Linked DNA regions of Homo sapiens: region 1 is linked to region 2. The links are chromatin contacts, found by Hi-C in ENCODE. All regions are on one chromosome and are shown on one strand. The core of a region is the stretch at or near the end of the contact, and the rest is flanking DNA. Distances in the headings are between cores, read along the strand shown. Region 1 overlaps GMDS (GDP-mannose 4,6-dehydratase). Region 2 holds the start of WRNIP1 (WRN helicase interacting protein 1).

What was found. Hi-C counts contacts between places; a loop is a spot of excess contacts on that map.
Region 1: a map of PC-9 shows a loop between it and region 2 (5-fold over the local background). The contact joins the enhancer-like site here to the promoter of WRNIP1 in region 2. A Hi-C loop is called at or near these places in 1 of 168 maps with a recorded cell type or tissue (PC-9).

What each region holds. Positions count from the first base shown.
Region 1 is chr6:1,914,945-1,919,830 of GRCh38, forward strand. All of the region lies in intron 7 of GMDS (GDP-mannose 4,6-dehydratase), which reads right to left. Among named protein-coding and RNA genes, the nearest start is that of FOXC1, 310 kb to the left of the region's middle. RefSeq lists an enhancer at 4,681-4,886. Within about 2 kb of position 2,852, at least 8 of the 41 ENCODE cell types and tissues checked have a DNase peak (open chromatin) inside an H3K27ac peak, as active enhancers do; they include PC-9, where a contact is called at or near this core.
Region 2 is chr6:2,762,548-2,767,062 of GRCh38, forward strand. WRNIP1 (WRN helicase interacting protein 1) reads left to right here and starts at 2,846. Exons shown (of 7, transcript NM_020135.3): 1 at 2,846-3,897. The coding sequence starts at 3,076. It also overlaps a transcript of MYLK4 not described here. RefSeq lists enhancers at 1,411-2,290, 2,388-2,682 and silencers at 2,137-2,226, 2,607-2,656, 2,817-3,276, 3,447-3,766.

The DNA of each region.
Region 1 (4,886 bases), core at 1,602-4,101, 850 kb before region 2:
TGGGATGGTGAGGATACCTTGGGAGGTCTGCAAGTCAGGCAGTGGCCAGCCATTGCCCACCCTGGGCTCCAGCTACAGCAGGTGGCTGGCATCCACTAAAGGGAGAGCAGCACGGAGGCCTCGCATGCCCTTAGACCTCGAACCATCCACTGTATCTGCAGAGAATATGTGTCCCCACAGAACCAGTGGTTTTGCTTTTCCCATAAAGAAGCTGGACACTTGGATTTGAGGCTGAGTTGGTTTGACTGAGTTCAATCTCAGGCAGTTGAGCACCGGGGTTCAAGACGCTGTGAGAGATGCTAGGGGCCAGATGCAAGCATTGTCAGCCAGGCCCTGGCAGAGGCTCACAGGGCTGAGAATAAAGCATTGCAGACAAGGCGGGAAATGGCCAATTCTTCAGTGAAGTGGCCAGGAGAGTAGGGCCCCTGAGGAGGGCATCTGCAGAGGCAGCTGAGTGCTGAGCCTGAGCAGGGCAGGACTCCAAGGGCAAGCAGCAGGGGCAGCCCAGGGCCGGCACGGTGCAGGGCCAGCAGCTCCCAGCTCCGGAGGAGGACGCTGGGGCCCTGCCCAAGGCCGAGAATGCATGCTCCAGACAGCGGCCTTTATTCCATGGTGGAGACAGTGATGGTTTTAAGTTGAAATATGACAGTATCTGTATCTCAGAAAGGCGACTCTGGCAGCCATGTGGGAGGCAGAGAGAGCATCACAGTGCAGGGTACAGCCAGCACAAGGGTCGGCCGAATGAACGCGCCTGATCTGGGCCAGACTCAGCAAGCCTCTCTCTCTATGCCTTATGTTTTCCCTCTAGTGAGAAAAATATGAGAATAGCACGTATCTTACCAGACTCCTGTGAAAGTAAGCTTGTAAAAGTGTCCAGTAGTTCATGCATTTTCAGTACGCAATAAGGTTTTGAACTTGAAAATAAAGACTAACTGGATATTTTAATTCATGGTTTCAGGCTCAAGGAAGGCTTTGACTTTAAAATAACAACTGACCATTAGAGCTGTTCATAAAGAAAGGGCCATATTGGGAGGTGGCAACACCTTCACCATTCAGACATGTCCCGCCCAGCCACTGCTCACGCAGGCTTCGCAGGTGGAAGCTAAGCTGTACCTGAAGATCTTGGCATTCTTACTGGTGTAAAAACTGTCATTAAGCATTTTTCAATATACAATCATGGTTTTTACGTAGTTTAGCCCTTTATTCCTATGATGTTTTTGCTACCCCATTCTAGACTGACAACATGGCTGTAGGGAAAGGAAGACCAGCAGCCACCTAGTTACAAGGTAGCACGCCCACAGTGACCAGCGCTGATGAAACGTGAGGGTGCAGCTGAAGGAAAATGGGGCGTCTGCCAGCTGCTCACCAGGCTCTATCAACCCTTCACGTGCGGGGGTGGGGGGCTGTTCATACTCAAGATGCCATTAGCGCAGATTCTCCAAAGTAAGAGTTTTCATATTGTATTCCTACCCCACAATCTGTGAAAGAAAGGGAGAGAGAGAGGAGATGAGCTGAAGGGAGGGGAAGGGAAAGGAGGGAAAGGGAAGAGGGAAAAAGAGAGGTAGGGATGAACAGAGGGAAAGGAGAGTGAAAGAAAGAGAGAGAGACGAAAAAGGGAGGGAGAGAAAGAGAGAGAGCCAATCGTGGCACAGTGACTTAGGAAGAATCCTACTGAAATGCTCAATAAAGCCAGTGTAATTTCTTTGAGCCCCACTGGACTGCTAACATTTGAGAGCACAATACCACGCGCAATTAAACAAGCAAACCCACAATTCATTAGGGATAATTTTAATAGATGACTCATTAGCCAGCCAGTTAATGATGCTTTGTTTTCCCAGAGGCCCAGGCAGATGCTTAACTACAATGAGGCTTCTACTGCCACTGACAAAAGGCAATGGAATCTAAACCACCCATGCCACGTCTTCAAGCTTCTTCAGGTTTTTTTTTTTTTGAAGATAAGGATCAAATGAAACGACTTCTGTTAAACTTGTATTTCCTGTACAGAATGGATATCTTCTTCAAATTATATGATTGTACAACTATTAAAGGACTGCTTAATGTAGAGGAAGTCTGTTTAGGACACAGGGACTGGCCTTTTCACATGTGGCTCCTCAGATGTTCTACAGTTTCCTTCACACTCAGTTCCTCACACTGGAGTGGTTTCACAGGATGATTAGAGGTATTAGGCCAGCAGTAGAGATGCTAGTTTATATGTAATACCTAGCGAGAGGAATACGTTTGCTACACAATCAACACTTGAAGTCACTAAAAAAAAATGACTTTAAAAATCTCACAAGAATGACTAAATATACCAAAAATCAGCCCAGAAACATGGCACAGTATCATGGTAAGTCACTGCACTGAGGAGTTGGCAGAGCAGGGCTGGAACCCACTGCCTGATACCAAGAGAAGACATCAAACAAGGGTTTCTCCTTTCAATGTCAGCCTTTTCCTATGAAAATGACAAAAAACAATCCGTGCTCTCCTAACCATGGTCAAATATGTGTTGGGAGAATCAAATACAAAGATGTAAATGACAAAGCACTACAGGAATAGAATAGGACAATCTTCCAGGGTTTAAAATAAGTTCTAGTGATAGATCTTTATATTTTATTTTCAAACTTGAAATTTGAGACCCAGGCAAAACCAGCAAGTAATTCTTGACTAAAGGACACACTGTAAGAAAAAGCACATGAAACTATGCAGCCCTTGAAATCCTCATCTCTGCCTTTTTCTGTTGAGACAAAGTAGGCGCAGCTCTGCTACCTTGAATGGGGTATCTGTATCCTGTGGACTTGGTGACAGAATGCCCCGAGAGGCAGGATGCCAGCCGAGTCACCTTCCTGGAATGCAACCTGTACCCTCCAACACAGGCACCCACAGACTATCGCTCTGCTCTGTGAGTCAGAAGCTGGAGGACGGACCCAAGAACAGGGATATGTCGTCTGAGCATGTGGGTGATGTGCGACCAGGGAGGAAATGAAATCACACTCACGAGGGACAGAAAATGGTACTGCAGAAGGCTTTTCTTTTCTTCTTACTGCACTGTTTCCACAGATATTCCCAGAGCCACTGTCAAATAAATACATAAGAATCTTTAAATTCTATATGTATTTAAAAATAAAGTCCTATTATTACAACATGACCTGCTTCTAATTTGCATGTGTTGGTGATGGGTACAGACTGAGAGAGAGGATAGAGAGGGGAGAAGAGAAGGGATGGGAGAGTGTGACGGTTTTCCATAATAATAGAGCCCTCCTTGGAACTCTGGCTCTCTAGAAGAATCCTCTAACAAATGAGATCCTTGAAAACTGAGAGGAAATAGAGTGATGATCACACAAAAAGGTTTCTGAATGAGCTGATGTCAATATCATCAAGTACTCCCATGGGTACTTGGTCTTATAAGCTAATGGTATATTAGTGATTTTTAAATATTATTTTGTAAAACAGGGCCAGTTTATCCTTCTGCCTTTCCATTTTTCTATCTGCTCAGATATTCTTCCTTTAAAAATAAGAATAAGGCCGGGCATGGTGGCTCATACCTATAATCCAGTCCTTTGGGGGGCCGAGGTGGACAGATCATTTGAGCTCTGGAGTTCAAGACCAGCCTGGGCAACATAGGGAGGCCTCATCTCTACTAAAAAGAAAAAAAAATTCAGCCGGGCATGGTGGTACATGCCTGTAGTCCCAGCTACTCAGGAGGCTGAGGTGGGAGGATCACTTGAGCCTGGGAGATCAAGGCTGCAGTGAGCCAAAATCATGCCACTGCACTCCAGTATGGGTGACAGAGTGAGACCTACCTCAAAATAAATAAGTAAATCAAAAGTAAAAATAAAGCTAGGAATAAAGTCTAATAATAGTAGAATCTAGAGATAATCAGGAAACTGGCCACTGTGTGAGAACATATAGACGTTACTTCCTTTCATTTATGATCTGCACTCAACCAGAAAGAAAGGTGCTTGCAAACATTTTGCTGATATCAAGTAAATCTAGCACAACTCAACCTAAGTGTGGTAAGATCATATTCTGGGGGCAATGTCTTGTGCTAGCTAAAGAAAGCATCTTTTAATAGTAAGAGAAATGGAACACATTTCATATATACAGATTTCATTTTTATAATTTTATAAAGAAATGATGGGCAGGGAGATCCAATTCAGGTATTTACTGGGCATCTGTTATGTGCCAGGCATGTTGGGAGGGATGATTAAAGATAAAGAGGGATAGGATCCAGGTCCTGCCTTCAAGGAGCTTCCCCAAGAGAGACCGACATGAGATAGCTAACAAAGTCCTGACTGCTCCTCAGAGGTCTCCCTCACTTTTCTCTCTATAGTGAGAGCCCAACCATTCTCTCTATGAGAAAAAATGGTAAAAGTGATCTCAAATATTTTACATAACTCTGAGAGGTACTTAGGGAAGCTATCCTATGGAGTAATTTCATCCCTTTCTTTGAGAACTCTACTAATAATTTCCATATGAGGCTTAGGCCAACAATGTAAAGACAATTTCTCAAAGGATTTCTCAATTTTGCCTTTACATAATTCGGCTTCTGTAAACTGTACCTGTAACTAACTGGCCCTAGTAGAAGTCCAATTGTTTTTCTCTTCTAAAAGGAAAAGGAGACTTTCACTTAACTATACCTCAAATTTATCTGTTTGGGGCATATGCAGCATAGTTTCTGAAGCAACTCTAACAAGTCAAAAATCCTCTGGAAATTTGATCCCAAGAGTACAATGGCTTTTGAATATTCTTCACCTTCAATAAGGCATAGAGTAGAAGCACATGGAACCAAGTCCCCAGCCTATATTAAACTTATTTCTCCAGCAAGTCAGTGTTAAACATCTTATTCTTACACGAGATCTGGCCCATTTCCTACAGTATCCATTCCG
Region 2 (4,515 bases), core at 1,596-4,095:
TTTAGTAACACTTTTCTTGAAAACCTTGCTTTGAGATCAGCCCTAAAACTTGTTTTGCAAGTATTCACTTCTGTGATGCTCCTGCAATAATCCTTATGTGCTCGCAGTCAATGAGTTTTTACTCTCATTAACTTGATGAATAAACGCATAGACCCTCACGGAAACTGTTAACAGTTCTTAAACACAGTGCAGAGTTTCTTCTTTCTGGTAGCTTCCTGATCTCGCCGGCTCAGAAATCAACTGGCAGACCTTCCCGGAGACCGTTAGAGGTCTTAGGTCAGCATCTCTTAAGTTAGCCGTTCCTGCCAGTGGGTTCAGTGGGTTTGTGGTCTGACTGCCTTCAGAAATAAAGCTACAAGTCTCCACAGTGAGTATTACCACTCATTAAGACAATTCAGACCCAAACACCAGCTAATGCAAAAAATAAAAGAACAAAACACCCACACAAGCAAAAGAAAGCCAAGCGGGTCTCCATCGCCAGCTCTAGCAGCCTGCTTTTATTCTCTCATCTGGCCCCACCCACAACCTGCTGATTGGTCCATTTTACAGAGAGCCCATTGGTCTGTTTTACGGAGAGCTGATTGGTCTGATTTGACAGGGTGCTGATTGGTGTGTTTACAAACCTTGAGCTAGATACAGAGTGCCGATTGGTGTATTTACAATCCCTTAGCTAGACATAAAGGTTCTCCAAGTCCCCACCAGACTCAGAAACCCAGTTGGCTTCTCCCATTAATTTCTGAACTGGGGCTGCAGTATAGAGTTGCTTGCTAGTCCCACGTAATGAGCCTGCATTGCTCAGCTCTGGGGTGGTGAACGGCCCTGGGTGCCGTGAGGCAGTAAGCAGCGCTTCTCAGGGAGGCTTGGGCCGCGCAGGAGTCCCCAGTTGGGGGGAGGCTCAGGCATGGCAGGCCTGAGCCTTGCGCTGCGTGGAGGCAACTACGGCCTGGCGAGAAGTGCTGTCCCAAGTGCTAAGCTCCTCACCGTCCTGGGCCGGTGGTGCAGGCCGCTCCGAGCGCGAGGCTTATCTGAGCCTACTCCCACCCGGAACTCGCGCTGGCCCGCAAGCACCGCGCGCAGCCCCGGTTCCCGCCCGCGCCTCTCCCACCATACTTCCCCACAAGCTGAGGGAGCCAGCTCCGGCCTTGGCCCGCCCAGGAAAGAGCTCCCATAGTACAGCGGCAGGCTGAAGGGTTTCGCAACCACGGCCGGAGTGGACGCCAAGGCAGAGGAGGCGCTGAGAGCGAGCGAGGACTGAGAGGGCTGCCAGAATGCTGTCACCTCTCACTGCTGAGGGACAAATGAAAAAAAAAAGCTCACGGTCGGGCGCAGTGGCTCATGCCTGTAATCCCAGCACTTTGGGAGACCGAGGTGGGCGGATCACCTGAGGTCGGGAGTTCGAGGAAGAAACCCCGTCTGTACTAAAAATCCAAAAAAATTACCTGGGTGTGGTGGCGGACGCCCGTAATTCCAGCTACTCGAGAGGCTGAGACAGCAGAATCACTGGAACCCGGGAGGCGGAGGTTGCCGTGAGCTGAGATTGCGCCATTGCACTCCAGCCTGGACAAGAGTGAAACTGCGTCTCAAAAAAATAATGAAAGCTCACGATCCTCTTTTGGTAGTTTCACGTTACATGATGATTAAAGTTTAACTTGTTTCTCTAGCGTTTCTATTAATCTTATTTTTGAGCCTAACTTTTTTAGTTAGAAACAACTCTTAACCAGCCAGCCAGGCGTGGTGGCTCAGCCTGTAACCCCAGGACGACTCCAAAGGCTAAGGCGGAAGGGTCCCGGGCGCCCAGGAGTTCAAGGCTGTGAGCTCTGGTCGCGGCCCTGCACTCCAGCCTGGGCGACAGAACGAGTGAGACCCTCAATGTGCTCTTGCCCAGATGAAATAAAAATTCAAGTTTTGGCCAAATTTCGGAAAAGTCTTCATTCTCCCTCAATTCATTTACCTCTTCTAGTTACCAAAAATGCCTGTTTTGAGATACATGTTTTAAAACGGGAGACTTAGACAAAAGCAAAAAATAACATGGTAATTCATTCAAAGATGCAGACTACCACACTTGTTTTAATCTGATATTCTTTCCATTTCTATCCGTCTAGGACGTAATTGCACACGGGCGCCTCCCATCATTTGGTTGCTAAGGAGACAGAAGGCTGGTGTTTCCGATTTGCCACTATTACACAGCGGCCCGCGAGAAGCATCTCTTGGCTCGAAGCGCGCTGTAGGTGAACCGCCCTTGACTTAAACGCCAACACATCTAAAAGGGGGCGAGGGACGCTTTATTTTCATTTCCCTGACCACTACTGAGGTGAGCATTTCTTTCACTCGCGTACTTGTTTGTATTTTTTCTGCTGTTCACGTCCAATAGAACACTGGTTTTCTATTGGAGGCTTTTGGGTTTTTTCCCCCATTTCCCTTTCGTTACAAACGACCCGCTGCGGCCGCCTCCTGCTTGTCCCCACAGGCCCATTCAACAGCCCAGCACGGAAGGCCGGGAAAGCGGCGCTCGCCGCTCCAACAACCTCGCGCAGTCCGTGGCTCCTCCCTGCCCTCGCGCGACTCGCAGGCCTGGGCGGAGGGCTGCGTCCGCCACCGCGCAACCTCGCGCACGCGCACCACGCTCGCCTCGCAACCCCCCCCCCCGCCCCTCCCCCGCCCCCGCAAAGGCTGTTCTCAGAGTCGGAAATGGACGCACGGCAGCTGGGGCGAATGGCCGCGGACTACACTTCCCGAAGTGCCGCGCGAGGTATTCTCGGCGGTGATTGGGGCAAACGGCCACGGACTACACTTACTTACATGCCGCGCGAGGCGCCTCCGCCGCCGGGGCAAACGGCCACGAACTACACTTCCCGACACGCCGCGTGAGGCGCTGCCAGCGGCCGGCCGAGGGCGGGCGGACGCGGGAGCTGCGGACGTGAGGCATGAGCGGCGCCCTCCTCCGGCCCGCGAGCGTCCTGCTGGTTCCCCGAGCGAGGGTCTCGCGGCGCGGGGCCTAGCGGAGGGCATCGAAGGCCTCCGCGTGCGCACGGGTTGCTGCGGCCGCGCCGGGCGCCGGGGAGGGCGGCGGCCGCCATGGAGGTGAGCGGGCCGGAAGACGACCCCTTCCTTTCGCAGCTGCACCAGGTGCAGTGCCCCGTGTGCCAGCAGATGATGCCCGCCGCGCACATCAACTCGCACCTGGACCGCTGTCTGCTGCTCCACCCGGCGGGGCACGCGGAGCCCGCGGCCGGGTCGCACCGCGCCGGGGAGCGGGCCAAGGGGCCCTCGCCGCCCGGCGCCAAGAGGCGGCGGCTGTCGGAGAGCTCGGCGCTGAAGCAGCCAGCCACCCCGACGGCAGCCGAGAGCAGCGAGGGCGAGGGTGAGGAGGGCGACGACGGCGGCGAGACCGAGAGCCGCGAGAGCTACGACGCGCCGCCCACACCCAGCGGCGCCCGCCTTATCCCCGACTTCCCGGTGGCCCGCTCCAGCAGCCCCGGGAGGAAGGGGTCGGGGAAGAGGCCGGCGGCCGCCGCCGCGGCGGGGAGCGCGTCTCCGCGCAGCTGGGACGAGGCGGAGGCGCAGGAGGAGGAGGAGGCCGTGGGCGACGGCGATGGCGACGGGGACGCGGACGCGGACGGCGAGGACGACCCGGGGCACTGGGACGCGGACGCTGCCGAAGCCGCCACCGCCTTCGGGGCCAGTGGCGGGGGCCGCCCGCACCCCCGGGCGCTGGCTGCCGAGGAGATCCGACAGATGCTACAGGGCAAGCCGCTGGCCGACACGATGCGTCCTGACACGCTGCAGGATTACTTCGGGCAGAGCAAGGCCGTGGGCCAGGATACCCTGCTGCGCTCGCTCCTGGAGACCAACGAAATCCCCTCGCTTATCCTGTGGGGGCCGCCGGGCTGCGGCAAGGTGAGTGCGGCCTTGGCCGTTGGGCTTCCGTAGTTATCTCGGCGGTGGATGCAGCTGATGGTCGGAGAGCCGGGTGTGCTGCCCTCGAAAGAAGCCGCCTGCCTCTCCTGGATAAGGGGGTGCAGACTTGGGCTGGGCTGGGGCAGTGCCTGGTCCACAGGTGGAGTCTGTGATGGGTGTGAAAAGGGCACACACCCCCAGATTGGTAAGGCAGGCTTGCCGGGTTTGCAAAAGGACGATGTCTGTGAATCCATAGTTTTACAAGATGTGGACTCTTAGATTTGATCTGCCTTTATCTTCCATCGGTCTCCCCGCCCCCTCCCCAGACTTTGATTTAGTAACCGAATTCGCAAGGAATCAGCATGTTTAAATTGTAAAGAAACATTTGTATATTCCGTTTGTACATAATAACGGATTCAGCTTTGAAAAAAATCAAATTAATTCTGTTGTGCTTCCTTCCTTTTCCACTAGTTGTTGGTTTAACAGACTGGTATTTATTCTTAAGAATAAGTTTATTTAACATTCTTATATTCTTGAGAATATATTGATTTTACTAAATATACTCATGTATTTACAAAACTAACATAAAAACTTTTTCATCTGCAAGTCATTTTCATC